2 separate regions of the Homo sapiens genome follow, and region 2 is linked to region 1. Evidence: chromatin loops called from intact Hi-C (ENCODE). Cell type or tissue: heart left ventricle. All regions are shown on one strand. Links, peaks and the distances in the headings refer to the core of each region. The heading gives the core; the rest is flanking DNA.

Region 1 (16,666 bases), core at 3,106-11,105:
CATTCCTGCCGTTGCTACTAAACCCTGAGACTATGAAATGTCAGCACTATTCAAACAGTCATAGAAAACTTCACAGAGAGGAGAAACAGGCAAGACAGGTTTTGGAAGTATAGAAAGCTTAAATATACACCTAACGCAATCAGCTTGAAAATAAAAGAGGCATATGGACATTTGAACCTTACAAGTTCAAGTATACTCCACTTATGAAGTATAGTACAGCATTCTCTATCTCTATTCCAAAAGTGTGCATAAGCACGCATGCGTACCCCACTCCCCCCACCTCAACACACACACACACAGGTCTCTCTTTGCACATTTTATTCTAACCAGAATCAGAGACATGTCTATCCCTAAAATATTATTTTGTTAATTTTAGAGACAGGGTCTCTCTTGTCACCCGGGCTCTGGAGTGCAGTGGCACAATTATGCTCACAGCCTTGAATTCCTGGGCTCAAGCAATCTTCCTGCCTCAGCCTCTCAAGTAGCTAGGACTATAGGCATCCAACACCACACCTGGCTGTTTAAAAAAATGTTTTTGTAGAAACAGGTCTCACTATATTGCCCAGGTTGGCCTTGAGCTCTTGGCTTCAAGTGATCCTCTTGTCTCAGCCTCCCAAAGCACTGAGATTACAGGCCTGAACCAATGTGCCTGGTCTCCTAAGAATGTTTTCTTTTGGATTTTCTTGAAGAAAATCGCAAATAGAAAATACAGTGTGAGTGTATTTTTGCCCATAAGATTTCTCTCCAATAACAGAATTCAGAAAAAATAAAATTAAATAAATGCACAGGCTTTCTGATCCAGAGGATTCTTTCATAGTATTACTTTCTTGAATATTAAGGATAGAAAATGTAACTCTGGCTTTGAGATGTGATTATTAGAGTTAGAAGCATCAAATAATAACTTCAGCTACTTTTTGTTGATTTGTTTTCATGAAACAGCCATTAATCATTTAATTTTCACAATGACCTATGAAATAAAGTATTATTATGGCCTCTATTTTACTTTATTATTATTACTTCTATTATGGTAAAGCTGAAACTTAGGTTAAGGGAGTTGATGGGTTAGGTTCAGACTCTGAAGTATCCAGAGGTCAATAATCCAGGCAGAACTGTGAGTTTCGTGCTTGGTACTGGGTGGAGTTGGGCATAAATGAAGTAGGTCAAGACAAACAGAAAGCAAGTTCATGTGAGCAGCTTGGAATGAGGACACCAATCAAGAAGACACTGAGAAGGGTGACAGTCAGATGGTTCAGAACCCCAGACTCCACAGGAATGGAAAGAGGATGCAAGAGATCTTGTTATACTCAGGTATGGTTACCAGGAGGGCAGGGATCCTGATTGTCTTCCTCACAACTGTGTCCTCAGGGCTTATCACAGTGCTTGCAAATAACAGGCAGGAATGAAAGAGATTAAAAACTTGGTCCAATAGCCTAGAAGAGAAATGTGAGGTGCCAACTATACAGGGGCTATAAAGTCTTCATCAGAGCTCTTTGCTCGCGAATGATGGAAACATAATTATAACTAATTTAAGCAACCTGGAATTTATTGGCTCATATGACAAACTAGGGAATAGGCAGGGTCAAACAGACCTTGTAGATGCCAAGAATGTTTTCTTTCTCCTTGCTCTTGCCATTGCTTCTTTTACACAGTTCATTCATTTTCTCTGGTGTGTTCCTTTACACGTGTCATTCATTCTGTTGAGTGTGCTATCACAAAAGGGTATAAAACCACAACCAAAGGCACCTCCAAGTGTATGTCCTTACAGACTCACCATCAGAGAGGAAAGAGAGCTCTTCGCTGCTAGCTCCTGTAGGTTAAATCATGGGCAAGGATGCTGATTGACTATCATAACCACTGTGGCCAGGGTGGAGGACATAGCGGTTTGTGTAGTGACTGGCTTAGCCAGAAGCAGGAGCCATCCTGTGGTCTGGGAGGGTGGGTACCATGACTGGCAGCCCTGTGCAGGGCAACTTGGTCAGATGTGTGAAAAGAACATTTTCCCCAATAAAAGGGAGTTCCTGTTACCAGAAGAAGAAGGTAGAAGGATGTTGGGCAGCAGAAGCAGCCGATGTTCTCTACAAGGGCTCTTACCTTTGAGGCAAACATATCCAAGCAAAGGGAGGAACCATTGCTAAGCCGTGACGTTCTAGTTCTGCGATACGCCACAACATCTGGCTCACTCCGATACCATGTTTCCCAGTCCTACCCTCTTTGGTGTCAGAAATTAAATGAGCCATGATGACCTGCTTTCTGGTCTGCAGAAAAAGCCTCCTAGTTCCAACTGAAATTTAAATTTAACTTGGTCCCTTGTAGTGAAACAGTACTGCAGGATAGGCACCATATTAATAGTATCAAACTTTTTATTAATGTCATTTCAAATAATATTTTGCATTTTCAATGACTTGGTTATGTGGCACCTTGGGTATAATAATTATTAAATTCTTTCATCTGTTCCAAAGCAAAGGGATGCATTGCTTTGTTTTTCACCCAAAGAATATCAATAACACCACATTATTAATTTTACTGGGGTCCCATGAATCTCAAAGCTTAAAACTTTATTAAAAAGGCACTCACCCTTGCACTTCTTATTCCCTTTTCCACAAATCGAACACAAAAACACATGAGGTGCCAACAGCTAAAACCTTTTGCCAAGATTGGCTTAATGCTTTTAAATGGCCAGAGGCACACTCACACTCTCAGGGTCCAACTTCTAGAGCACCACATTTAATGAACAATGGCTCTTGGAAAACCTCATGCTGGATCCCAGCCGATACTCACAGCTCACAACTTTGCTGTCAAGATGCCAACTGTGCAAGGCTCTAACGAGACTTTCCCAGTGCATCTGGCTCCTCCCAGTTAATAGCTGTCATTCCCACAGGCTCAGCTGGTCCTCAGCAAGTAAGAAGGAGCATCCTCCCCACCAACTGATCCTTTAAATAGCCTTGCCACATTTCCATTGTAAAATATTCACTTTCCTTTCTGTTCTCCTCTCCAACTTCTGGGGAAACAAGTGAGAAACTGCTAAGTGATGCTGCCTCCTCGTTTGCAACTTTGCTATCATCTCCTCCTCAAAGGAAGCCGGTTCAGTCAGTCTTGTGGCAGCAAACATGTCCTTAGGGGCAGGTCTCTATAGCTGTCAATAATGACTATGTTTAGCCAAGTCTTACCAAATGTCATTAATGTTAGGTTTTGTTTTTGTTTTTTTTTTAGAGACAATGTCTCTCTCTGTGTCTCAGGCTGGAGTGCAGTGGCTCAAACACAGCTCACCATAACCTTGAACTTCTGGCTTAAGCACTCCTCCTGCCTCAGCCTCCTAAGTAGCTGGGACTACAGGTGTGTACCACCACACCCAGTTAATTTTTAATTTTAATTTTTTTTTTTTTTTTGTAGAGACAGGGGTCTTGTTGTGTTGCCCAGGTTGGTCTCAAACTCCTGACTTCAAGGGATCTGCCTTGGCCTCTGAAGTGCTGAGATTACAGATGTGAGCCACCACACCCAGCCTAATGTCAGGTTTTTAAGCAAGTATTTGCACCAGTGTTTGAAGAGTGTCTTTTGGAATCTTCCTGAAATTTGCATAAACTAGAACATGGGGTGAGGGTGGCGTGGTTTAAGGAAGAAAGTGGTAATATAGATGTTCCCACTCCAGCCCCTGGCAATACTATATACATCTTTTACTGAATGTAAATTCAACAGGTGCTTGGGTATAAAAGACAGTAAGGATTAGCATGAGAAAGAAATAATGTAATGTAAGTGATTCCACCTATGAAGCCACTTAGTAAAGGCGAGCGTTAGATGGGACTTAGGAATATTCTCAATGGGGCTTAGTTCCTGGATATCTCTCACGGTGTCAGCATTGCACAGTGTAATCACTCTACTATTTAAAGGGAGGCATTTTTCATACAACACGGTCCCTAACCTCAAGACAACTACTTTATCTGGTGCTTAATCTAAGAAACAGAAACAGTGAATTAAGTTTCAACTCCGGACTTAACAAGAGGTGCAATGTCTGACATGGCAACCCAAACGATGTTCAGGGGTTACTTATTACACAGGATTTTTGTCTTTGTGATTTTCTGATCTGATGGTGTCCACTGGGCCAGGGATGGAAAGTAGTTTTCCACTTGAATGCCAAGTCCAGTTGATTGGTAGTGGCTGCCTGGGCATTGCTTCGAGAAGGATTCTAAGGCCCAGTGGGAAAGAGTGCTATGATTGATCAGCAATATCTGCCATAGGCCCAGACGCGGCTGCAGAAGTGTCACCCATTTCTTTCATTGAGAGGGAAATGAGGGTTGTATTGTGTTTTTCCTTTCCAAATATTAGGCATTTGATTTTTTTTCCTCGTGGAGCCAGGGCTAGCTGAGGTTTTTATTCCTGGCCATGTGGGGGAAAAAGGAGTTAGGGGGTCACGGAAAAGCGTCTGTGGCGTTTACTGACCTAGGTCATCCGGCTCAGCACACTTTTTAAAAATACAGTCTCAATTGTAGCTACTTAACTCTGCTGTTGCAGTGGGAAAGCAGCCGAGACAATGCATACTCAAATGGCACAGCTGCGTGCCAATAAAACTTTATTTACAAAACAGGCCATGGCCAACCCCAATCTAGATCGTGAGAGAGATGGGTAGGAATTAATGCATAGATGAAATGGGAAGGTGAAATCAGGGGAAAATTTGTTTCTAGAAAGGAATTTAGGAGCAAACCTGAAAACTCCCTTCTGAAGTGATGAAGAATCCTGAAGTCATGAGGCCTGAAAGGTTCTTTTCAATTAATAGTCTGTAATGCAATCATAAGCTCCTCCACATGCAACCAAGAGGCTGCTGCCTATCAAGTGTGGTTCAAGAGCCAAGTGCCCCCAAAGGCATCATCTTGCTAGTCTGAAAGTTCCGCCAATTGACGCTTTCTCCAGAAAGCCCTTGTTGAAAAGTAAAGCCGTCTCCACAGAACACTTAATCCAATAACCCACCAGCACTTGGAGAACATATTAGTTAAGAGAGAGCAGGACTGTGATGGAGCAGAACGTGGGACCTGTAAGTTTTGAGTGGAAAATGCTGTAAAACAGGAAAATGATATCATAAAAAGGACTCAGGGCTTGTTGCACTGCCTGGGCAGGCAGGGCTTGGTAGGGGGAGTGGGGGGTGGACAATAAACAAGGGCAGCTCTGCTGAGCTGGAGCCAGCAGCATTTGGAGATAGTTGCGTGGAGTCCTGGCAGGGGACCAGAGCCACCTTAGAGCAGGGATGGCGCCAGTGGGAGGAATTTCAAGCAGGGAAGAGTCGACGACTGGAGGGCTCACTCCCAAGTTGCACCTGGGGACCACTGCTTAGAGTGTGTTTTTTAGAGAGGCCAGTGAGAAACTCAGGTTTGAAGTCAGATTCTATCAACCTGGGGTAAAATCCCAGCTCTGCACTTACCCACCTTATAATCTTGGAGGAATTATTTAACCACCTTAAGGCTTGGCTTGGCATCTGTAAAATAGAGAGAAAAACACTTCCATCCTGAGGTTGTTCGTGAGGAATATATGCAGAGTGTCTAAAAGGCCAGTTCTTGGCTCACAGTGAGTTTTCAGGAAAGGGAGCCTGTAGTCATTCCACTACTCAGTCTCAGCAGAAAACTGGCATTGCTTGGTTCAGCACTTCTTTGTGCTGAATGTGTGAATGCAAAAGGGAAGAAGGCAGAGGTTACTAGCGGATTCCGGCTCAGTCTTTACCCTAGAGCTAGATGCCTGAACTTCTCTCTTTGAGTTGGAGAAGCAAATCCACTCGGCTGTTGAGACATTTCCAACAAGAATTCATTTCAATTGGAAACTCATACAACCAGGAGATTCCTAGGCATGGTCCCATTTCTCTGTGTGCACCACAGAAAGCTTACAATGACCCAGTAGAAGGAGTATTAGTGCATCATCTGTCCTCATAAGGCATCAGGAACACAATGAGCTACTTCCCAGTCACCTCTGGACTGCCAAGGGGTTGGCCAGATGGCATAGTGGCCACCAGCATTCACCCTCATTCTTCTAGCTGAGAAAAATCTCGATTTTTATACATTATCCACCCCTCCCTCACACAACCCAGGTGCTAACCTCCACTTCAGGGGAAAACCTAATTGGCATAAACCAATTGGCATGTGAGGGGACCTGGGACAGAAGCCAGTCCAACAGAGGGAATCTCAGGGCTATTGCTTGGAAATCTAGGATAAAGGTACCCTCTCTTCTCTGCATATAGAAAGCTCAGATGTGAGGACTAAACTGCCACAGCCATTCTTGGTACTAAAAAGGAAGAAAATCTGACAACAAAGCCCACATGTGGGGAAAGCAGAGTAGAGAGAATTCAGAGAACACTGGCAGCCTCTTCAACTGCACTTGAAGTTAGAACCCTTCAGGTTCTCAGTTACATGAGCCAATAAGCAGCTCTTATGGTTTAAGCTGGTCTGAAATGGGGTTTCTCCTGGTCATATGGGTTCTTCCACTTTCAGGATCCTCAGAACCCCCAGCAATGCCAACAAGAACTCCACCCTTTCCTCAAATGGCTCAGATTTCCTGACAACAAACACAATTTCCTAGTGCACAGAACAGACCCCTGGCTTGCTTCCCTCAGACTGTGAAGCAAAAGGACAAAGTAACAAAGGTTAACTTTCGTTGGTACCTTCCTCTCTGAGCCCATCTCTTGCTCCTGACTATTCCTCTCCTTCAGGACACTCGGGCCAATTTCAAGTTCCAAAAGCAGGTCCGATATCAGCTCTGAAATTCCACTAAGTCTCCAGATACTACTGGCACTCCTGTGCCTAAGAGTGAGTGTGTGAATGCAGGGGTAAGCGTGTGAATATCTGCGTGAGTGTAATGGATAAGTGTAAATGTAGGAATGCGTGTGTGAGTATGAGTATGAGGGTGAGCATGTCTGTGCATGAGCGAGTGTGAATATGTGTGTGAGTACGTGAGTGTATGTGAGTGTATGAACGTGTATGTAGTTTGCAAGACCTGTACAAGCTGTTTCTGGAAAAGTGCTCCACCTAGGGGCAGACTGTCAAACTGATGCCCTCTGATGGCACAGGCATGGCCCAGAAACGGCCATTGAGAGGAAGGAAGGAAAATAGAATATTTTACCTACGGGTTCAGCATCTTCTCTTAATAAAAGTAATGCCTGAAAGGTTATGGAACAAGGGAAAAAAAGAAATATATAAATAAATAAATAAATAAATATATATATATATATATATATATATATATATATATATATATATATATTTGAGACAGGGTCTTGCTCTGTTGCCCAGGCTGGAATCTGGAGGTATGATGACAGCTCATTGCAGCCTCTGACTCCTGGGCTCAAGGAATCCTCCCATCTCAGGTCTCAAGAACAATATTTTTAATTACAATGGAAAACACTACTTTAAACAAATTGAAGTTTGAAAATTTGTACCTGGCCTATAGAAGAGGGGCTGTAAGCCATAAGGGGTCAGCCAAGTGAAATCCATGAGTCCCATGGGCCGTATTCTCCTGTGGCAAACTAGAGATGGCATCCCTGATTGAAGTGGGGACACCGCCATTCAGCCCTGAATGGTGCCAAGTGATAATGATGGCCCAGTGGTGCCAAAACTCTGATTTAAAAACAAAACACATCAGAACAATTTATCCAGATTTGTACCTGAACTATCCTAATTTTCTACATGGTGGCTACTAATTCATATGGTATTCTAACTGTAAGTCACCAATTTGCAACTAATGCTGTCCATTCTCTGTTGTTTCTCAAAATTGAAGAAGGTTTAAGTTAGGACTCTTTTAAATTTTCATTGTCCTGAGAGTATTTACAAATATGACTCAACTCACAAAAATACAATTAACCACCCACACTTCAGTCTGAAGCAAGGTACACCTGGATGATTATAAATGTATCTAGGCAATACAATTTAAACCTGGGATAGAGAGGGAGAAGCTGACAGCATTGAGTTTCTGAGTTATGTTTTTCATCCTACAGGATATGAATCACCCCAGGCTCCATCCTTCAGCAGGGTAAATCTCTTTGTCAGAAGCATGAGGAATCAGAAATGTTCTGTCTCCCGACTTCATAAAAATATTTCACTAATGAACAAAGTCTCCAGTTCCAAAGCTGACCCTGATCTCCTGTCTAGGGAAACTTTTAAGAAGTTCATCGAATAAAGTAGTGAGTAATTTACAATATCCTGGATAACTGCCTAGGGACGTGGTTATAATATAATTCACATTGGGATTCCAGTTAATGATATAGCCTCCAATCTAGTTTCACCACGCACTTCTTAAAGTGGAAGATTTCCGAGGTCCTTGCTTTTGAACAATTATCTATATCAAATCAGAACAAACTCCTGACTGAGTGATTTTTAAGTTTTATTGTTCTGAAGCCCAATTGCAAAAATAAGTGGCTGAGTGTTCAGAAATACAGCAGGAATATTACCCACTTGCTAATCTAGCTAGAAATTGCATTTCTTTCTAGATGACAGTAAAAACAGGTAACATTTATTGAGTGCTCACTATGTGCCAAGCACTACTTTCAGCACTTTTCATCTATAAATTTATTAATGTGCTCAAAAACCCTAGGAGGTGGGTCCATTTATTATGCCCATTTATCAAATAAGGCAGAGAGGGATTAAGAAAATTATACAAGGTCTTCCAGTTGGTAGCTGGTAGAGCCAGGTTTGAACCCAGGAATTCTGGCCCCACAACCCAAGCTAACTGCTTTACAAGACTGAGATGCAGATTCAATAGACCTTTTGAATTAGAATAGAAGAAAGATAAACTGAGGACACTTGATGTCACAGGAAAAGGGTGCCTGGAAATCAACAGTTGTTACTGGAGTCAGACTATGTGGTGGACTGGTCAACTTTCAGAAGTCTGATTTTATTTTACTGATTGCTATTCTTTTGATAACCCTAAAGTTAGTGAGAGCAGAGGGGACCGAAAGTAGGTAGAAGCAGGAGGAAGAAGAGATAAAGGTGGAATATGGGCTGCTTCAAGTATCCAAGGGAAGTAAGACAGTCACTTGCTCAAAGTTCTTCCCTGTAGAGGCCAAAGAGAATTTCATTTGGCTGAGTTTCTGTTTAAAACACAAATGGCTGTATTGTAACATAATGCACATTTACAAAGCATTCATTCTTTCCTACCCATTAATTTACTTAGGTTATCTAAGAGATGCAGAACTTGAATGAGCGAAAAGACTAATTTCAAGTTTTACCATTGGAAAGGGTTAATTCGTCATGTTGAGTGCTAAAGCTGGGGCCTCTGAGTGGATGAATGGGCAGTCAGAGGAGACCTAAGAGAATTCCAATGAGAAGCTCCACTTTTTTTTTTTTTTTTTTTTTTTTTTTTTGAGACGAGAAGCTCCACTTTGTTCCCAGTTCCTTGAAGTTGGGTGGGAAGCTTCACACGCACCAGGCATGAAATCAAACCTTCTCTGTGGTTACCTATTATCACCGATGGGTCTCTGAGTTATCATGGTTTCCTCTTTTGTCCCACTGCTGTAGTCTATTCATACCTCTATTGCAGTAATTCCATTGTCTATGATAATGGTTCATTGCTATACTCTTGATACGCAGCACAGTGCCTAATGTATAGTAGGCATAAGAGTCAGGTTTGTTGAACGACGGGATTAAAGATGCTCAACTAGACTAACACATAAAACTAGTCATTAATATGGATGAAAGTAATCATTAGTATTTATTGAGCATGAATGAGCCAAGTGCTTACATGTATTATAACTTCATTTAATCTCTCAATGACTCTATAATGTAGGCATTATCCTGATTATCTCCATTTTACAGTTAAAGAAACGAGGCACAGAGTAGTGATTTCCTCAAGGTCACTTAGCCTGGACTTGACCCCAGGCCGTCTTGATGTTAGAGCCAGATCTATAAACCTTGAACTGTATCTCTCCCTTTATTTTACTGTCCTGACTGAATGCAATTAGGCACACTAAATGTTCTTACTAATTCTTCTCAAATACTTTCCCACTATAGTGCCTCTCTCAGAACGGTACCTGCCCATAGTCACAAATCACAGTAACCCCATTTCATAACCAGGCTCCCTCAAATGTCATTAAATCCTAGCAGTGGCTTTAAGATAGAAATAAATATGCAAGATGCTTGAATTAGCAAGGTTTCCCATTTTCCTCTTTCCCTAGCTTTAGAGTTTGACTTGATTGCCTCATTAATCTCAAGGGAATGTGACGCATTCACCACACGTCCAAAAGATGTGCAGCGTTTCACAAAGCAGCAGAATGAAGACAATACAACCCTGCATCTCCTATGCCGGGAGCTGCAGAGAAGTGCGGGCAAGAAGAAAATGGTGTAAACGGCTCCTACGTGTTTCTCAGAGATGTAAGAAAAAAGTGGAGAGAAATTTCTATTTGCTTATTTTCTTTTGTTTACATTAATGTCATTCCATGCCTTTGGGGATTTGGAACCTTCTGGAATTTCTCGATTCTGGGATGTTTTGTTGAATTTCATTTATTCTTACTAAGGATGATGCTGGCTTGGAGAAAAGACGTGCATATGGCATGTTCCTCAAAACACATATGTTCCCATCTCCAGAAGGAAACTAGAAAATATCATACAGCTGCATTTCATCTATAGGGAGAGAGTGCTTCTAGAGGAGAAAAGTGGTTGCAGGTAACAGATGCCTGCCTGAATAAAATCATAAGAGCTTGCACAAAACACACAATACCTACTTCAAAAGACCTCAAACAGGAAATAATCAAGGTGCTGCTTTAACAGTGGAGAGATACACACTAGGACAAGACTGTCCGTCAAGCAGATGAGTAGCACAGATCAGACATGGGGAAGGAAAAAAACCACAAAAACAGTTCTGCACTAAAAGTATGCTTCCCCTCGCTTTTTACAAATCTATACTATGTGGCTAGAAACCATGCATCATGTAAGAGATGGTTCTTCTTTTCAGCGAAGGAAAATAATGCTTCTTTTTAATTAGAAGGTGTTCCTTCGATGAACATGTTGTGGTCCAGGGGCAGAAAAAGTCAATGGTAATCTTAGGGCGTGATCCGCCTGCCTTGGCCTCCCAAAGTGCTGGGATTAGGGTTGAATCAATAGATGCTGTTTATTGCTCCAGGTGAGCAGTGCCATCAGGTTGACGTAAAGCACATTTCGAGGGGCTGCATTTCAACACTATCATGAGAGCTGCATGAGGTCAAGGGTGTGCCCAGAAAGCAGGCCCAGCCTGTGCAGGTAACTGCGTAGGGCGTACCCAGAAGTGCAGGTAGCTGTGTTGTCCTCCAGGGACTCCCATGAGGAACTCTCTAACCTTGGCTTCTATTGTACTTATGTTGAGACTCACAGCGAACAAGCTGTTTTTTTTTTTTTTTTTTTTTTGAGATGGAGTCTCGCTCTGTCACCTAGGCTGGAGTGCAGTAGCGAGATCTCGGCTCACTGCAACCTCCGCCTCCCGGGTTCAAACGATTCTCCTGCCTCAGCCTCCTGAGTAGCTGGGATTACAGGTGTGCACCGCCACACCTGGCTAATGTTTGTATTTTTAGTGGAGATGGGGTTTCACTATGTTGGTCAGGCTGGTGTCTAACTCCTGACCTCGTGATCTACCCGCCTTGGCCTCCCAAAGTGCTGGGATTACAGGCATGAGCGACTGTGCCCGGCCAGCTTACAAACTTTTTAAGGCATTGACCACTGCCCAGTGAAAAGAAAGAAATAGTCAACATCTATATTTTGTGAACAGGCAACAATATGAGTGAATCCATCAAATGGAGATAAAGCCCCATACTGACTTCTCAAGGCTGGGCACCCACCTCTAAAAGGATGCAGAGTCACAAGATACTATGGATTGGGGAGCAGATCCATGCCCCCAGTTCTTTCATTTCAACCATATGCCCCAAGAGTCTTCTATGTCTGTGGTCAAGCCCCATCTACCTCTCCCTTGCCCCTTGTCCTACGCCCCCTCTTCCCCCTCTGCCCTCTAACACACTACAATATCTGGCTGCATGGCCACTGCACACCCTGTTGCCTCCATATGGAACCCTCAGCCTCTTCTCCCTTTTCCTGGTTAGGTGCTACTCAGTCTTCAACTCTCAGCTAAAGAGTCATGTCCAGGAGGAAGCTGTCCCTGATTCCCTCAGCCTAGGCCAGGTTCTTCTGATAAGTAACTTCTTAGAACAGCAATTATTTTCTTTGACTTACTTTAGTCTGCAATTATGCATTTATTAATGGGACTATTTAATTTTGATCTTTTCCATGGGGCTGTGGGGTTTTGAGAGCTGGAAACTACTTTGTCTGCTTTTGGTCTCTATTGTTTCTCCATCCTTCATGGCACATTGTAGGGCTCAAGGAATGTTTGTTGAATAAAGAAATACTCAGTGTATTCGGTTAACACATTAAGGACCAGATAAAAGACAGTAGTACTGGCTATTATTCATCTTTTATTCTCTATGAAATTAATCATTTATTCAAGATGAAAACTAGACTCCCCTGCTGAATAAAGTGCCCTGTCCTCTGAGTTAGAAAGATTAAATATTAAAAGTTTTATATAGGGGAACCACTTTTTGCTTTGACTGCCAGGGCATACCAAGTAGCTCAAAGCTAAATTTTGGGCCTGCCCTTAATAACAGGTACTGTTTTGCACGTGGTTCTGAGTAATGCATTTCTAAATAAGCATCCCCAAAGATGCAAAGCAGGTATTCTCAGCTGCTGAAAGCTGACATACAGAAAGAAAAAGCAGGTGTTCCAAGGATCTTTCTGGGAGAAATTGCTTTATTAAAAATTTTTTTGTAGAGACAGGGTCTCACTCTGTTGCCCAGGCTAGAATGCAATGGCTATTCACAGGCACCCACAATAAACTGCATCCTTGAATTTCTGGACTCAAGTGATCCTCTCACTTTGGCCTCCAAAGTAGCTGGGGCTACAGGTGTGTGCCACTGCACCCAGCTGAGAATATAAATTATAAGTTAGATTGCAACCCACTGAATCTGGCCAAATTGTCTTCAGGCTCAAAAACCTCAAATGCAAACCTGTTCTTTTTTTTTAAATTATTATACTTTAAGTTCTGGGATACACGTGCAGAATGTGCAGGTTTGTTACATAGGTATATATGTGCCATGGTGGTTTGCTGCACCCATCAACCCATCATCTAGGTTTTAAGCCCTGCATGTATTAGGTGTTTCTCCTAATGCTATCCATCCCCTTGCCCCCAACCTCCCGATAGGCCCAGGTGTGTGATGTTCCCTTCCCTGTGTCCAGGTGTTCTCATTGTTCAGCTCCTACTTATGAGTGAGAACATGTGGTGTTTGGTTTTCTGTTCCTGTGTTAGTTTGCTGAGAATGATGTTTTCCAGCTTCATCCATGTCCCTGCAAAGGACATGAACTCATTCTTTTTTATGGCTGCATAGTATTCCATCATGTATATATGCCACATTTTCTTTATCCAGTCTATCAGTGATGGGCATTTGGGTTGGTTCCGAGTCTTTGCTATTGTAAATGGTGCTGCAACAAACATATGTGTGCATGTGTCTTTATAGTAGAATGATTTATAATCCTATGGGTATATACCTGGTAATGGGATTGCTGGACCAAATGGTGTTTCTAGTTCTAGATCCTTGAGGAATTGCCACACTGTCTTCCACAATGGTCGAACTAATTTGCATTCCCACCAACAGTGTAAAAGGGCTCCTATTTCTCCACATCCTCTCCAGCATCTGTTGTTTCCTGACTTTTTAACGATCACCATTCTAACTGGTGTGAGATGGTATCTCATTGTGGTTTTGATTTGCATTTCTCTAATGACCAGTGACGATGAGCTTTTTTTTCATATGTTTGTTGGCTGCATAAATGTCTTCTTTTGAGAAGTGTCTGTTCATATCCTTCACCCACTTTTTGATGGGGTTGTTTTTATCTTGTAAATTTAAGTTCTTTGTAGATTCTGGATATTAGGCCTTTGTCAGATAGATAGATTGCAAAATTTTTCTCCCATTCTGTAGGTTGCCTGTTTACTCTGATGATAGTTTCTTTTGCTGTGCAGAAGCTCTTTAGTTTAATTAGATCCCGTTTGTCAATTTTGGCTTTTGTTGCCATTGCTTTTGGTGTTTTAGTCACGAAGTCTTTGCCCATGATTGTGTCCTGAATGTATTGCCTAGGGCAAACCTGATTCTATTATAAAGCAGACACTATCGCCATTATATTAATTTCATCTGGCTACCGTGACAAATTACCATAGCTGATGGCTTAAAATGGCCGAAATTTATCTCACAGTTCTGGAGGTCAGAAATCCAAAATCAGTTTCACTGGGCTGAAATCAAGGTTTCAGCAGAGCCATACTTCCTCCAGAGGTTGTAGGGGTGAATCATTCCTTTCATCTTCCAGCTCTTAGTGGCTGCCAGTATTGCTTGACTTGTGGCCACATCACTCTAATCTCTGCTCTCTCTCTTTACATCTCTTTCTCCTCTGTGTGTCTCTCTAGCCTCCCTTTGCCTTTCTTTCACAGGGGTCTTGTGATGGTATGAAGGGCCCATACAGATAATCTAGAATAATTTTTTCATCTCAAGAAACTTAACCACATCTGCAAAGTCTTTGATGTATATATATGGTAACATTTACAGGTTCCAGGGATTACAATCTAATATCTTTGGGGCAATTATTTAACCTACTGAGGCCATCTTTTTCATCTCTAAAATGTATACACACAGGCATATGCTCATACATTATAACTAATAACACATGTTTACCAAAAATATACACGGTGTACATAGAACAATTTTATTAATCCTTAAACATTACTACTCTGAATTGGGCTTAGAGCATTTGGTAGGAGGGTCGATGTGGTATAGTAGGCAGAAATCTAACATGGGCCCTATGACCTCCACACCCTGTGTAATCCCCTTCCCTTGAGTGTAGCCAGGGCTTGTATCTGCTTCTAGCCAAGAGAAGATGGCAAAGATGATGGGGTGTCACTCCTCTGATTAACTCACATTATATGCCCAAGGTGATGGGTTATCAACCCACAATGACTCCATCTTAGCAGATTAGAGCGAAAGACGTTCTCTTGCTGTCTTTGAAGAGCAAAATTCCATGTTGTTGGCATGTTGTGGAGGGGGCCACATGTCAGGGAACTGCAGGTGGCTTCCAGAAGCTGGGGACCTCAGTCCTACAACTGTAAAGAACTGAATCCTGCCAAAAGCCAGTGAGCCTGGAAGGGAACGTAGAGCCTCAGACAAGATCCTAGCTCTGGCCAACATCTTAATTTCAGCCTGGTAAGAAACTGAGCAGAGGACCCAGTTAAGTTGTGCCCAGACTCCTGGCCCATAGCAACTATGTGTGTGTGTGTGTGTGTGTATAACACACACACATATATAATTACATATATACATATATGTTGTTTAAGCTGCTAAATTTGTGGTAATTTGTTATGCAGCAATAAAAAACTAATACTCTTGGTTTGCAAAGTGTTTATTATCAAGATATAAGGTAGAGAATGAATAAGCACAGATAACCAAAATGAAGAGAATCAACTGCACCAAATGGCCAGATAGCAAAGTGCACTGGGAAGAAAATGTAGGTTGCATATGTGAAATGGTTGACAGCCAGCAAATGGATTTACATTAACTAGGAAATATATGGGAAATAGGTTTGGGGGAAACTTAGAAGTGAAAAGGGGTGAGTTTTCACCTAACTATTTCAGTTACAGGAGTAGAAATCCAACTGAAACTGACCAAAGCAAGTATGAATGAATAAATTCAATGAAGATGAATATGGAGAGTTTATTGGCTCACATACCTGATCAGCCCAGACGTATCTGGCTTCAGGCACCAATGCCCTGAAATCTGTCTCTCTCTAGCTCTCAGCTCCCTTTCCTCAGTATTGATCTCATGCTCAGGCAGCCTCTTCCAGTGGAGCCAGAGGTGGCCACTCATAGGTCCAGGCTTATATTCGGCTCATTGAGCAACCCGTTGTGGAAAGTGAGATTCTCTTTCCCAATAATTCCAGCAAGACTCCCTCAGTTATCCTTCACTGGCTCACTGGCTAGACCTGAGTCATCTGTCTAAACTTGATACCAAAAAGGGGCAGGAGAGCAAAGCTACCCAAGCCCAAAGGAAAACTGGGACTCTCTTACCAGAATGGGGATTGGATACTGTGCAGGCAAAAATCACAGGTGCCCATGACATAGGATGCAGTATGGTAGAAGTGCATGGATGGCAACTCCACATTTGGGAAAAGGATGGAAGAGGCCTTGTAAAGTCAAGAACCAAATAACCAAGCAGTAAATGGAAGTTCCTATGCAGCATACACAGAGAAGAACTTGCAGACTGAGATACAGGAAGAGATGTTTGGGTTTAAAATGGGTCAAGGTGTTTGTTTCTTTGTTTGAGATGGAGTTTTGCCCTGTCGCCCAGGCTGGAGTGCAATGGCACAATCTTGGCTCACTGCAACCTCTGTCTCCCAGGTTCAAGTGATTCTCCTGCCTCAGCCTCCGGAGTAGCTGGGATTACAGGCACCCACCACCACGCCCAGCTAATTTTTGTACTTTCAGTGGAGACAGGGTTTCACCATGTTGGCCAGGCTGCTCTTGAAATCCTGACCTCAGGTGATCCATCTGCCTTGGCCTCCCAAAGTGCTGGGATTACAGGCATGAGCCACTGTGCCTGGCCAGGTCAAGGTGTTTGATCTGCTGGGGTTGATAAGCAAAATAATCCCTGGGA
Region 2 (15,815 bases), core at 185-8,184, 85 kb before region 1:
CAGAAACATATGAAATTGGTAAGGAAGCAGCAAGCCTTTTTAAAAATTTTTCTTCTCTCTCTCTCCCTTATTCCTTTTGACCTTTTCGAAAGCCTAGTGAGAAAGGGCCTGCTTCATAAAAATGCCTCCTCAGGATTTTCTGTGCGGTCACCTTCTAGAGTGAAATCTGCCATCTGGAAGGGTGAAAACCCAGCTATCTAGGCAGGTTCCATAATTCCAATTGAGCCCTACAGTGGTCCAAAACTGTCTAAGAGCTTTATTGCTTTGTTCACCACTGTCTCCGCAGGGCCTAGAACAGTGCCTGGCACACGGTGAGACCGTGGTATATAAATATCTGCTGAGTTAAGAAATGTCTTAACTGTTCAGAACCCAGACACAGCTAACACTGAAATACATTCACAAATGATTTTTTTTTTTTCTACACAGGGTCTCACTCTGTCACCCAGGCTGGAGTACAGTGGCACAACCATGACTCACTGCAGTCTTGACTTCCCCAACTTGAGTGATTCTTCCACGTCAGCCTCCCGAATAGCTGGGACTATAGGCAAGTGCCACCACACCTGGCTAATTTTTTGTACAGATGGAGATCTCACTATGTTGCCCAGGCTTGTCTTCAACCCCCAGGCTCAAGTAGTCCTCCTGCCTTGGCTTCCCAAAGTGCTGGGATTACAGCTGTGAGCCATTGCGTCTGGCTCACAAATGATTTAAACAGACAGAGCACAATCCAAAGCGAGGATTTTCCAGGCAACTCCCAAGCCCTGGCCCAGAAAAACTCACACATAAAAAACACTCTTTCCACCCAGAGAACAAGGTGTGTTATTAAACTCCTCATCAGATGAGATATTCTGGAGGAACTGGAGAGCGGGAGAAGGATGTATCTAGGACGTTCTTACTTTGGGATCTATTGAGTGGATGGAGTTTTATATTTCACCCTAATGATGTCAACCCTAGCTGAACAGGGCCCCTTTATATCATCTCTGGGTGTTGACTGAATATGAGCTATTGACACTCCCGTTCAGAGAATGGCCTAGACTGACACAGATGTCTCCAAATGGAGTCAGCTGTGATTTTCCCTCAAGTTCTTTCAAGACAGTGCCTACCCTCCCAATGTGCAATCACTGGAGACTTCTTTTTTAAGTGTCAATAAATGATTCTCCTAGCTTCTAGCAAACACTTACTACATGTCACACGAGTATGGAGTGCTTCACATGTGTAGTGACTTCTTTCATGTTGCTAACAACCCTACCAGGGAGAGTCATTGTTTAGATTTTTCTCTCTCTCTTTTTTTTTTTTTTTTTTTTGAGACAGGGTCTTGCTCTGTTGCCCAGGCTGGAGTACAGTGGCATGAACATGACTCACTGCAGCCTCGACCTGCTGGGCTCAAGCAGTCCTCCCACCTCAGCCTCCTGAATAGCTGGGACCACAGGCATGTGCCACCACACCTGGCTAACTTTTTCTATTTTTTTGTAGAGATGGGGTCTTGCTGTATCGCCCAGGCTGGTCTCGAACTCCTGGACTCAAGCAATTTTTTCCCACGTTGGCCTCTTGAAGTGATGGGGTTATGGGCATGAGATTTCTGTTTAGATTTCATAGATGACCAAACTGAAGTGCACAGAGGTTAAGTGGTGCCTGGTCATACAGTGATAAAGTTGGGTAGAATCTCAGGTTCCATCAGTCGTACCAAAGTAGGACTCCTGTACATCTCTTGCAGGTTCACTGGAAGTGGAGAAGGAAAAAGACAATGAGGGAGGGAGAAAAGCAGGCAGTGTAAAAGAAGCAAAGGAGGAAAGGAAAATGAAATGAGGGAAGAGGGGAGGAATGACAAAGAAGAGGAGAATTCAGTTTGCCAAAGCTGAAATTGAGTAATTGAGTAACATGCCTTAAGAGAAATGCTAACAAAGATAACAGCTGCTGACTGTGTGCCTGATAACTATCCCAAATCCTTTCATTTATATACAAAGGGCCTTTTATGGCCGGGCGTGGTGGCTCATGCCTGTAATCCCAGCACTTTGGGAGGCTGAGGTGGGCAGATCACCTGAGGTCAGGAATTTGAGACCAGCCTGGCCAATATGGTGAAACCCCCTCTCTACTAAAAATACAAAAAAATTAGCTCGGCATGGTAGCGCATGCTGTAATCCCAGCTACTTGGGAGGCTGAGGCAGAATTGCTTGAACCCAGTGGGTGGAGGTTGCAGTGAGCTGAGGTCGCACCACTGCACTCCAGCCTGGGCGACACAGCGAGACTCTGTCTCAAAAAAACAAAACAAAAACCCAACTCTCTCTCTCTCTCTCTGTGTATATATATATATATATATATATATATATATATATATATATATATGCGTTTTAAATGAATTTTCATAAGAACTCTGTAAGGTGGATTCCATTACTAGCTTCATTTTATGGATGAGAAAATTGAGGCTCAGAAAAGGTACATGGCTGACCCACCTTACAAGGTCATAGGGCCAGGAAGAGGCAGAGTAGGATGTAAACCTAGGTGTTCTGACTCCAGAATCCATGCTCTTAAGGGCTATATTACTTCAGTACAAAGTATTTCCTATCTCATACATCCTATATATTAAATCACATGTAGTTTAGGCACTTAATGTATCACCTTGATTGCGAAGCCTAACACTGCTCTGAAAAGCTTGATCCAGACTCACCAAACCAGAGTTGGCTGGTTCAGGCCACTGTCTCGAAGCAAGGCCAGAAGAAGAGAAAGGTTTTACAATCACCATCCCTTGGCTACTTCCTGGCCCCACACTGATGAAATATGGGCAGCTGCTAAAAATGGTGTCTATGTTTGCTATTGATCTTCCTTGGGCAGTCAGGATGGAATTAATCTCCACCTGTTGGGATGCTTCCATGGCTGTGTCATGCATATGTGAACACTCAGGGTACAGGATGATATTTGTCAGTTATGTGGCCTCCTGGACCTGACTCCATATTACTCTGGGCTTAAGATGTAGCCTAGCACACATGTAATTAATTCAGTGTGGAAAAGCTCTGGATTATGTGTTCATTCATTCACTTAACCAATATGTGCTGAGCACTCTCTAAGTGCAAGCACTGTTCTTGGCACTATTATATACCAGCCAATAAGACTGAAAGGGCATTATCTCTGGAGCTTGTCCTACAGTTCTCAACTTCATTGGTATTTGCAGCCAGATAACTCATTATTGCGGAGCATAGTCCTGGGCACTATAGGGTGCTAAACAGCATCCCTGACCTCTACCCACTAGATGTCAGTAGATCCTCCCCCATATGTCTCCAGACCTTGCCAAATGTCCCCTGGGACGCAAAATCACCTCTTTTGAGAACAACTGCTTTAGAGGTGAGGAGAAAAAAAGAAACTAGTAACAATTAAACAAATATGATATTTTCAGATAATAAGGGCTCTGAAGTAGATAAACTGGCAATGGAATTGAGTTCTAAGCATGTGCAAAACTCACTTCTCTTTACCCAGGAAGCACGAGAAATGAGGAAATTGATGGAGAAGGCCGGATGTGGTGGTTCCCTCCTGTAACCCTAATGTTTTGGAAGGCTGAGGCGGGGGGGGATTGCTTGAGCCCAGGAGTCTGAGATCAGCCTGAGCAACAGGGTAAGACCCTGTCTCTACAAAAAATTAGCCAGGCGTGTACCTGTAGTCCTATGTACTTGAGAGGCTGAGGCAGGAAGATCACTTGAGCCCAGGTGTTTCGAGTTGCAGTGAGCCATAACTGTGCCACTGTACTCCAGCCTGGGCAACAGTGAGATACTGTCTAAAAAAAAAAAAAGAAAGAAAGAAAGAAAGAAAGAAAGAAAGAAAGAAAGAAAAGAAATTAATTGATGGAGAGAACTTATATTGGACCACTGCTCTTGGTCAAGTGGCTCCCAGTAGAGACTGGAGGGCTGATGGTGTTTTCTAAACATTTAACTGCATGCTCCTTTCTGCCTTACAGAGGTTGGGAGAAAGTAAACAAGAAAGGCTGGCCAGTCAATGGACGGCCATTGCTGCAGCTCTAATGCCAACCTGGCAGGCAATTCCAGCCAGCTTCGGGCAGACATTCCCTGGGGAGGGCATTCTCATAAATGACAATCCCTTATCAGATTCTAGCCTGATCTGATAAGTCTGGTGAAAAGAAAAGCCAGGTTTTAAAGGAAGAAAGAAAAATAAAGAAGCAAAGCAACTTATTAAGCCTGGAGCTGAAGGCCATCAGGAGACACCAGCCTAGTGTCAATGAGAAGCACACAGGATTTAGAGTCACGAGGTTTGAGTTTGTGTCCCAGCCCTGCTATTTACCTAAGAGAATATCATGGTATCTCTCTAAATCTCAGTTTCTGCCCCTATGAAATGGAAAGGATAAAAAATCAGTCTCATTTGGGTTTGCCTCTTGTATTAAGGCAGGTTGAACTGATTATAAACTCTACCTTAAAGCACAGATGATAATTGTATCATCAGTAATACACCATTTATTGAGTATAGGTTAGGTGTTAGAGTCTGTGCTAAGTGCTTGACATGTATTACCAGTTTATCCTTACCCTAGTGCCGTGAGTACTATTATTAGTGGAAATAATGTCTAAGCTATTGAGTACTATCCTGTTCTCCAGAAATGGTTATTTTAATTTGCTTAAGTGCGTACTTCTCTCAAGAAAAAAGTTTTCCTAGATTATTATTATTTGAGACAAGGTCTCTCTCTCTATCACCCAGGCTGGAGTGGACCATAGCTCACTGTAGCTTCAGCCTCCTGGGCTCACGCAATCCTCCCACCACAGCCTCCCAAGTAAATGGAACTACAGGTGCACACCATCATGCCTGGCTAATCAATTTTTTTTTTTTTTTTTTGTAGAGATAAGGTCTCACTATGTTGCCTAGGCTAGTCTTGAACTCCTGGGCTCAAGTGATCCTCCCGCCTCGGCCTCCCATAGTGCTGGGATTATAGGCATAAGCCACCATGCCCAGCCTCTTCTACATTATTAAGACACTAAGCTGTCATGTTTAAGTTGACAATCAACCCGCCAGTTAAACCCTGGAGAGACCCAAAAACCTAATAGCTGGGGATTCATTCAATCTGATTTTTTCTAGTGATAATCAACAGACTAACTTACAACCACCATTTTTAGCTGTCCATATGTCCAAATCTGGGGAAGGAAGGTGGTAAACTCTAACACCTTATCTGATTGTGACCAGATCATTCCTTTGTTCTCATCTCCATAAAATGCAAGTTAATATGTGTTCATGGCTTTGCCTATGCCATCTGCTTTTACATACATTTTCCCCATTGAGCTCTCAAACCTACCTGTGAAGCAGATAGTTTCCATAATCTGAGATTCCACGAAGTTGAGAATGACTTGTCTGAGGTCCCACAGTTTATAAGGGGCTAGGCCAAGCTCAAAAAGGTGCTCAACAAACAACATGAGAGGGAAAAATCAGGGTATATATCTACATGGAAGAAACTTCAGTGAAAAGCAAGATTCTCTTTATATTCTGACTGTGCTTTTCCAATTAGAAACTCATGTTAGGCACCAAGAAGAGACTGTCAAATGTTTATTTTCAGAAAAACATGCAGGATATTTCTGCTGTTCCTCTCCAGAAAGAAACAGCCTCGTTGCTTAAAACCAGTTGTTAGGCTGTATTTTTAGACGTCATGGTACAGTATCAATGAGTCAAAAATAAAAAAACAAAAAAATGGGAGGGCACAGATACTGTAAACAGGAAAAGTCACAAAAATGGAACTAAGAAAAGCTGAGAGCACAGCCTGTGGGTTGGGGGTGGGGGGATTTTCATTTTCATCTGCAGTTCAGGTTAACCAGAAATGAAAGTTCTCCAGTTGCCTTGTAGAAAATGGAAATTTTGGCTTCAGTGAGTATGCAAGCAGCAGACACCCTGTGGTTTGGAAACTTTTTGCTTTGCCAACTGTCAGTTTTCTCTTTTCCCGTGAAAAACAACCTGTAGGAAGGAGTAAAAAAGTACTGCGTCTTTCAAAGACTTAAAAGTCTCAAGTGTAACTTGTGTGAAGAGATATTGAAAATAAACTGCAGTACTTGTAATTTAAAGATATTCTAGGTATTGCCTATTCACGGTATAATACATTTGGAAATCCTGGGCTCAATGGAAGCCACTCACAAAGCAAACAAATCACATACATCGTCCTGAGAACCTAAGAATTAGCAAAAATTAATTAGAAAATCAGAATCAACTTTACATTAATTATGGAGTACATGCTTACTCTCAGGGTTTTCATGTTTCAATTTTTCGTCAACCCTGTTAGAATGTCTCTGATTTATGCTTTTCCAAGTCTCTTTATTTTTTGTGACTCATGTATAGGTAGAGGCTGAAATAAGTCCTCCTTAGGGAGTTTATAATTAAAACAAACGGATTGTATTAGGTCCAGAGTCCTAGCCTATCTCTGATTTGTTGGTAGAAACATCATATTTGGGTAAGGGTTTTAGAAAAGCATCACCAAATTGTAAAAACAGAAAAGTCAAACTCATTTGGGACATATAGAAAAATTCTTAATCTTAACATCCAGGACTTGTTTCACTGTCACAGAAGAAATATTTCCTCTCAACTTACAGGCTTATATTATTTAGTCATGAAGCTTCCTTGTCACCTAATGCAGGCTGTGTTTTTAAATGGGATTCAGACTCTTTTTGAAGCCAATGTGGGATTCAACGATTAAAACAAAACAACAAAACTGGAAGCCACAGGTCAGGAGAACATAGAAATATGAAAAAGGAGTTAAGAAAAAAAAGATTTATTGGCAAGCACCAGGGAACATAACTGGGAGGAAAGATCTTTTGAGAGACAGAATGGTGGTGGAGAGCTGGCTCTTGGCCACTCACGAAAGCCCACTGTCCCATTTTCAAGCTGGTTGTTAGGTACAACTAATATGAACTTACAATGAAATAAATCGCATTAAAAGCAAAGGTAATAAAACTCTTCACTTTCCAATTGTTTTACTACATTTACTATGACCTTTGCTCTTGTGGTTATTGAATCTGCATGGAAGTAACACCATTTAATGATATGCTACTGCTCGTCTCTTCCCAGATCAGTAAGTCAGTCAAGGTGAGAGTATTTACACCACAGAAAATGGCAAGTGTTGCAAATCAGTGTCCCTTTTTCCCCAGAGCTGGTTGTGTCAGAGGTGTTTGCACTGGAGTGACTCCATCTTGAATAGGACCTGGGTAAAATAAGGCTGAGACCTACTGGGCTGCATTCACAGGAGGTCAGGCATTCTTAGTCACAGGATGAGATAGGAGGTCAGCAGGGCTGGTATCACAAGATACAGGTCATAAAGACTCAGCTGATAAAACAGGACACAGCAAAGAAGCCAGCCAAAACCCACCAAAACCAAGATGGTGATGAAAAAAGACCTCTGGTAGTCCTCACTGCTCATTATACACTAATTATAATGCAATTGCATGCTTTAAGACACTCTCACCAGCACCATGACAGTTTACAAATGCCATGGCAACATCCAGAAGTTACCCTATATTGTCTAAAAAGGGAAGGAACCCTCACTTCTGGGAACTGCCTGCCTGTTTCCTGGAAAATTCATGAATAACCCACCCCTTGTTTAGCATATGATCAAGAAATAATCATAAAAATAGCCATCTAGCAGCTCTCGGTGCTGCTCTGCCTATGGAGTGGCCATTCTTTTGTTTCTTTACTTCTCTAATAAACTTGCTTTCACTTTACTCTATGGACTCATCCTAAATTCTTTCCTGCTCGAGATCTAAGAACTCTTGGGCTCTGGATCAGGACCACTTTCCAGTAACAGCTGAGAAACATTTACCAGCATACCAGTGGAGAAAGTGATGGTCAGAACACTCAGGATGTGGAGGCCGTTGAGAGACCACGTGATAAAGATGAACAAACAGAGGCTTCAGGTTTACAGAGAATTCTGTTTGAAGCCCAGCTTACTTAACTTTAGTAGGACTTACTATTTTAAATCTCTAAAATAGATTTACTAATACCTTCCAGGGTTGTTGTGCATAGAACTTGGCGAACAGAGGCCAACATAAAGGTGACTATTATAATTTATTTCTTTATTTTTATTTTTATGTTTTGAGACAGAGTCTCATTCCGTCACCCAGGCTGGAGTGCAGTAGCGCAATCTCTGCTCACTGCAACTTCTCCCTCCCGGGTTCAAGCAATTCTCCTACCTCAGCCTCCCAAGTAGCTGGGACTACAGGCATGCACCACCATGCCCAGCTAATTTTTTTTTTTTTTTTTTTTTTTTTTTTTGAGATGGAGTCTCACACTGTTACCTGGGCTGGAGTGCAATGGTGTGATCTTGGCTCACTGCAGCCTCTGCCTCCTGGGTTCAAGCAATTCTCCTGCCTCAGCCTCCCGAGTAGCTGGGATTACAGGCGCCCGCCACCAGGCCTGGCTAATTTTTTTTTGTATTTTTAGTAGAGACGGGGTTTCACTATGTTGACCAGGCTGGTCTCAAACTCCTGACCTCAGGTGATCTGCCTGCCTCAGCCTCCCAAAGTGCCGGGATTTGTTATAATTTATTATTGGGTACTGGGCTTTATACCTGGGTGATGAAATAATCTGTACAATAAACCCCTATGACACGAGTTTACCTGTGTAACAAACCTTCACATGAACCTCCCAAACCTAAAAGTTAAAAATAAATTTATTATTATACTTCAAGAAATCCACAGTGCATAGCTCACTGATGAAGGTCTCCTGACCTTGGATGGCAACTCTCATATCAGATCCTCTGTGTCATTTGCCTTTCCAGCTCTTTTGCCACTGGAATGTAAGTTCCACAAATGCAGAGATTTGTTTCATTTCCTGGTGTTTTCCTAGCCCCTAAGACAGTGCTTAGCTCATCCTGGGGCTCGACAAATATTTGTGGAATGAACAAATGAGTTGATTTTCCTTCATTTCCATCTCCTGCTCTCCTTCTGAATTTTCTACCCATTTCTACTTTGAAGGTCCCATTGGCAGCTGAGTGACTCCTTTGTCTTTTTTTTTTTTTAATATTATATATATTCAAGGTATACAACATTATATTTTGATTCTTTTGCCTTTTTTTTTTTTTTTTTTTTTTTTGAGACGGAGTCTTACTCTGTCACCCAGGCGGGAGTGCAATGGGGTGATCTCGGCTTACTGCAACCTCTGCCTCCTGGGTTCAAGTGATTCTCCTGCCTTAGCCTCCTGAGTAGCTGGGATTACAGGTGTGCGGAAATATACCTGGCTAATTTTTGTATTTTTAGTAGAGACAGGGTTTCATCATGTTGGTCAGGCTGGTCTCGAACTCCTGACCTCGTGATCTGCCCGCCTCAGCCTCCCAAAGTTCTGGGATTACAGACGTGAGCCACTGTGCCTGGCCGCCTTTTTTTTTTCCTTATCTATGTATTTTATAATAGAGACAGGGTCTCACTATGTTGCCCAGGCTGGTTTTGAACTCCTGGGCTTAAGTGATCCTCCTGTCTCAGCCTCCCAAAGTGCTGGGATTACAGGCGTGTGCCACCACGCCCGGCCTCTTTTGCCGCTGAATTGCTAGATGCCTCCCAGTTGTGTTGCTGCTATCTTTCTGGAATCTTTTCCCTGCTGAAGGAGGCTGCCATGACCTTAAAGCACCGGTGGAAGATGTTTCCAACTTTTTCATTCACAAGCAGATTTGAGCACATGTCATTATGCTCTGTCGGCAAGTTTCTCCCACTTCTGTTCCTGCTCTATTCTAATCTCAGTTCCGTTCTGCCTCCATCAGAAGGAACGAACGTGTCTTGTGAGAGGAAATCTCAACCAACACTTGAGGCTGTATCCAGGGAACCAAATATTTTCCCCCGTGTCCCTATCTCAAAGCTGTTTCTTAGACTTCCTCTTAAACAGTATTTCTGAAGGGTGGGGAGGGTAGAGTAGGATCACTCAAAAAAGCGTTGGTGCTTCTGGTAAGAGTGGCCTGGACAGGGGATTATGCAAACTCATTGAGGAGTCCTTAAATTCCAGAATTTGAAATTTTGGTCACTCTTGCTTTAGGCAGAGGGATAATACTGGGTGCAGCTGGCCACTCAGCCCCTCGGCGTAGGGCGGTGGTTGGGAGCAGCCCCTGGGGAGTCAGACAGGTATGATATCTGATGCTGGCCTGCCCTCTAACTAGCTGGTGACTTTAGGCAAGTCATGTATCCTCTCTGAGTAGCTGCTGTAAAATGGAGATAATTTTGCCTAGTGCACTGTTAGCATTCCATATTATTACTTTTTAAAGTACAGTGTATTATTTAAGAAGTGTCAGGGTCAAGAGCACAGACTTGGACTTAAATCCCAGCTCTGCTCTATACTACTGTGTGACCTTGTATAGGTTACCTCACTTCTCTTGACCCTTGGTTTTCTTGTCTGAAAATGGAGATACTAAAAGCACACTCACTTCCCAGGGCTGGGTGGCTCACATGAGATAAGATGTATAAAATGCTTGGCAGAGGACACACTCTATAAATGGTAATATTAATAATTATTAATAATATTATACTTTTCACTAACAAACAACAAGTAATTGGCTGGGCATGGTGGCTCACGCCTATAATCCCAGCACTTTGGGAGGCCGAGGTGGGTGGATCAAGAGGTCAGGAGTTCAAGACCAGCCTGGCCAAGATGGTGAAACCCTGTCTCTACTAAAAATACAAAAATTAGCCTAGCGCAGTGGCTGGTGCCTGTAATCCCAGCCACTCGGGATGCTGAGGCAGATAATTGCTTGAACCCAGGAGAGGGAGGTTAAAGTCAGCTGAGATCACGCCACTGCATTCCAGCCTGGGCGACACAGCAAGACTCCATCTCAGAAAAAAACAAACAAACAAAAAAACACCAAGCAATTGATACAGACTCCTTCAGGATGAAAGCTCCCACAGGCCATGTTCAGGTGCCGGGCAGGTGGTGAGCAGGTTCCACTCTGTCCCTGGACCTTGCAGAAGAGAAGGGAGCAGGCAGGTCTGGCCACATAAAACCTAGTCTGAATGTTCCATCATCACCTCACCTGTCTGGAGTGCCTCAAATTTTTGAAGTGCTTTCACCTCTATTTCCTCTTTTGAACTTTACAAGGAGTCTCAATGTGCCAGAAATGTCATACCCTCATTTTACAGATGAGGTCACTGAGGCCCAAAGAAGCAGCTACTCAGAGAGGGCACATGCCTTGCCTGAAGTCACCGGCCTCAGGTGAGGATGGCCAAGATCAGGTATCATACCTGTCTGACTCCCCAGGGACTTCTTCCTCCCTTGTGGTCACAAAGGTAAATGAGACAAGACTCCTGATGGGAGTTCCTTTCTTTTCTTTTTCTTTATTTATTTTGAGACAGGGTCTCACTCCATTGCCCAGGCTGGAGTGCAGTGGCGTGATCATGACTCACTGCAGCCTTGAACGCCTGAGCTCAAATGATCTTCCTACTTCAGCTTCCCGAGTAGCTAGGACTACAGGTGTGCACCACCACACCTGGCTATTTTTTTTTTTTTTTTTTTTTTTTTTGTAGAGATGGGGTCTTGCAATTTTGCCCAGGCTGTTCTCAAACTCCTGGGCTCCAACAATCCTCCCGCCTTAAGCGCTGGGATTACAGGCATTATCCACTGTGCCCAGCCAGGAGCTCCTTTTTTCTATCGCTTCAAACCATCTCCTCGTCCTTAACAAGAGCATTCACCAAAAAGCAGAGTTAAAAAATATCAAGCTAAAATATAAGCCAGTTCCTGTATGCAATGCTTCATCTTGTGCCTTTTACAGTGGGAAGCCTTTCCATCACATTAAACTAGAATTGTAAGCTGAATGCAGCTCTCTCAACTCAGGGATGCTTTTGGGAATCTGCAGTGCTCCATCGTTATGGTCTTGGCTGCCTCGATGGCTCAGCCTGCCAGTCCCTGAAGCCTTTTATTAGACTGCAGTCAATGAAAAAAATACACATTTTAAAAAAAATTGGAGAATTCTGCAACTGTCCTGGAGATAAAAATCTCTGGTTTTTTTGGCTTGTGAACTATTCCAACTACTGTCAGAGTCCTGAAGGCTTTAGTGCACTGGAGCAAGGAAGAGTTTCATCAAAGAGAAATGATTTGCTTAAACAAGAAAAGGGAATCCCGTGGTGCAGACGGGGATGAAACGTGGAGAAAAAAGATATGAACCTGGAAAAGTCAAATGAGCCAGATCACCCCCAGATTTCCATGAATATTTTGGTTGAGAATTAGAAATCCTTGTAGAACTTTCAGTTTTGTTCCATTACAATGTCTCTGTGTGACAGCCAATTTGAATTCTGCCTTAGTTGCTACAGAAATTCATAGGTACCTCTTCTTCTGCAACACAGGAGTAAGTTATTAATTAAACTTTAATAACAGGGGACAATTGGGACTGTTTTTTCCCTATAATTGGCAATTAGTCTATTTTATCATTTCTTTCTTCTGATTACATAATAAAATACCCAATTTCCATCAAATTGTGAACGTGGTCCATTTTGCTGGCTTCATCCATTGTCTTGTTTGCTTTCCAGTGAATGACTATTTTTTGAGCACCTACTCTGTGCCAGGCTCTTGAGGATAAAGTAGTGACTACACATTTTTGTTGGGGAGAGGGTGAGGGTAGGTGTCAGATAACCAAAACTTATGCCATAATTGAAGTGGCCAGAAATTATTTTTCTTTTATTTACAGATCACGAGACACGTCATTTAAAGCAACCTTCCCACTTCCCCAAGACAGCAGAGGCAAGGCTGAAAAAGGGTAAATCTCTTGCATCCATCTCTAACAGGTCTCTCTACAATAACAGAAGTGTCTAGAGTGTGCTGGCCACTGGATATGGCTAACACTCTTAAGATAATGGGGCTATGATCAGGTGTGTCAGCCTCAAGGAGAGGCTCCAGAAGAAGACAAAGCAGACTGGCTTCACATCCTCTTTAATTGCTGCCTCAGTGGCCTTAGACATTTAATTAAGCTTTTTGAGCCCCAGTTTCTTCATTTGTAAAATGGGGGGATGGTGTTATCCATAATCCTTAGCATAAAATCACCACTGAGGTCCCCCTCCCTCTCTTATTCCTGGTTGTGATAGCCACGGGAGAAAATAAAATGGTGGGGAGGCCAGGTGCGGTGGTTCATGCCTATAAATCCCAGGACTTTGGGAGGCGGAGGTGGGCAGATTGCTTGAAGCCAGGAGTTCAAGTCCAGTCTGGACAACATGGTGAGACCTTATCTCTACAAAAAAAAAAAAAAAAATTAAAAAAATACAATAGTGGGACTGGGATTAAATGATCTGGGGAATTTAGGGGAAACATTTTGCTTCTTTGCTGTGCCTTTTGGATAACTCAGAGGTTGAGCACTGTCATCTATAGACCCAGTTAACTGTGACAGCATTCTTCCTACTGGGTACCTTCCACTCAATGACCCCTGGGTTTCAGTAGTTGCTAAATAGGTGATTTGAAGTCTGAGCACCTGAATCCAAATCTTAGCTCCACTGCTTTATCCACTGTGTGACTAGCATCCATTCACATATTCACAAATATTCATCAAGCTCTTATTGTGTTCCAGACTTTATAATAGGCTCTGGGGACTCAACAGTGACACAAGCCAGAGAGTCAAGTGCTCCTCTCTCAAAGACTTGCCAGCGAAGAAGAAAGCCAGAAAACAAGCAAATCAAGCAACACACAGGGTGATTTCAGGTCGTGTTAAGTACCATGAAAATGAGAATACAGACTAATGTGATGGGGAGAGTTGTTACTTTAGACAGAGCAGGCTGGGCCAGTGGTTCATACCTGTAATCCCAGCACTTTGGGAGGCTGATGCAGAAGGATCGCTTGAGCCCAGGAGTTTGAGGCTGCAGTGAGCTATGAGTTATGCCCTGAGCTATGAGCTATGGTCACGCCACTGCACTTCAGCTTGGGTGACAGAGTGAGACACTCTCTAAAATGCTATAAATAAAGCAGCTAGGAAACGGCTATTTGAGGAGGCAACATTTAGCCAGAAATAGCAATGATGAGGATTCAGCCTTGGCAGATCTGAGAAAAGCATATTCCAGACAGAGGCCAACAAGTGCAAAGGCCCTGAGGCAGAACATGCTTGGGTTAAGACATTGTTGCATAACTTTTTTTTTTCATTATTGCATTTTTTTTTTTTTTTTCCGAGACAGAGTCTTGATCTGTTGCCCAGGCTGGAGTGCAGTGGCACGATCTTGGCTCACTGCAACCTCCACCTCCCGGTTCAAGCAATTCTCCTGCTTCAGCCTCCCGAGTAGCTGGGATTACAGGCACGCACCACCATGCCTGGCTAATTTTTGCATCCTTGTGATCTGCCCACCTCGGCTTCCCAAAGTGTTGGGATTATGGGCATGAGCCGCTGCAGCCGGCCCCATAATTGCACTCTTAAGGAGCCTCTCTAGACAATTTTTCCCCCAATACCCTCCTCCCCCATGAAATGTTAATAACACAGATATACTTTATATCTTATCTGCTGGGCAGGACTGAGTTTTTTTTTTTTTTTTCTTTTGAGACAGAGTCTCACTCTGTCACCCACACTGCGATCTCAGCTCACTTCAGTCTCTACCTCCTAAGTTCAGGTGATTCTCCTGCCTCAGCCTCCTGAGTAGCTGGGATTACAGGTGCGTGCCACCATGTTCGGCTAATTTTTGTATTTTTAGTAGAGACACGCTTTCACCATGTTGGCCAGGCTGGTTTTGAACTCCTGACCTCAAGTGATCTGCCCACCTCAGCATCCCAAAGTGCTAGGATTACAGGTGTGAACCACCACACCTGGCTAAGAACTGAGTTTTGAAGGGCTGAAAACTATTGTAATACCTAAGATTTTCTTTACCCCTCAAGAACCAATTATAACTTCCCTTGGGGGGTGAAGTCACCCTATGGAGAATGCACAGTTTAAGAAAAAAAAGGCAACAAATGTGGTTGGAGGTTGGTCACCAAGAGGGAGAGAACAAGAGACAAGCTTAGAGTTAATGAGGGGCTCATCAGTGGTTCTTGAAGTGTGGTCTTAGGACTCACAGCAGCATCAACTGGAGCCTGTTAGGAATAGAGAGTGGCACCCGGCAATCTGTGTGTTCACAACCTTCCAGGTCACTCTCATGCCTGCTAAAGTCTGAAACTACTGGGCTAGAATCATTCACTGCATTGTAGGCCATAGTAAGAAGTATGGAGTTTGTTTCAGATGCAGCAAAAAGCCAATGGAGGCTTTTAGGCATGGAGAAGATAATCTGGGGCTATATATAAAGGATAAGTCTGCTTACTGTGAGGAGACCAAACTGGAGTGGGTGAGGCAAAAGTGGAAGAATGAGAAATAATCCAAAAGGCTTTTGCACTGGTACTTATCTGTAAAATGGGCATGCAAAGATGACCAAATTCATAAGGTTGTTGTGAGGATCAAATGAGTGAATACCCACAATGGCTTGGCTGGGTGTGGTGGCTCACGCCTGTAATCCCAGCACTTTGGGAGGCTGAAGCGGGTGGATCACATGAGGTCAGGAGTTCGAGACCAGCCTGGGGAGAGAAACCCTATCTCTACTAAAAATATAAAAAATTAGCTGGGCATGGTGGCGCATGCCTGTAATCCCAGCTACTTTGGAGGCTGAGGCAGGAGAATTGCTTGAACCTGGGAGGCAGAGGTTGCAGTGAGCCAAGATCATGCCACTACACTCCAGCCTGGGCATCAGAGTGAGACTCTGTCTCAAAAAACAAAAACAAACAAACACAGTGGCAAAGACATGAAATCAACCTAAATGTCCATTAATGGTAGAACAGATAAAGAAAATGTGGCACCACGCTACCTGACTTCAAACTATACTACAAGGCTACAGTAACCAAAACAGCATGGTACTGGTATCAAAACAGAGATATAGACAAATGGAACAGAA

What was found. A loop is a pair of places that touch in the nucleus more often than their neighbours do. Peaks named below come from ENCODE experiments on the same cell type or tissue, not always from the same donor. Only the 100,000 strongest peaks of a DNase experiment are listed, where the experiment ranks them.
Region 2: a loop joins it to region 1, with 4 times the contacts of the local background. A loop is called at or near these places in 47 of 110 quality-filtered maps.

The regions. Positions count from the first base shown.
Region 1 is chr3:69,403,542-69,420,207 of GRCh38, forward strand. It overlaps a transcript of FRMD4B not described here. Among named protein-coding and RNA genes, the nearest start is that of FRMD4B, 26 kb to the left of the region's middle. In heart left ventricle, for the core only: a CTCF peak has its summit at 7,004 (motif pointing left); a DNase peak (open chromatin) is centred at 7,030; H3K4me3 peaks cover 350 bases; H3K27ac peaks cover 872 bases.
Region 2 is chr3:69,321,314-69,337,128 of GRCh38, forward strand. The region is part of intron 1 of FRMD4B (FERM domain containing 4B); the gene reads right to left. Among named protein-coding and RNA genes, the nearest start is that of FRMD4B, 57 kb to the right of the region's middle. In heart left ventricle, for the core only: a CTCF peak has its summit at 3,238 (motif pointing right); no DNase peak of the experiment used is centred there; H3K4me3 peaks cover 681 bases; H3K27ac peaks cover 5,491 bases.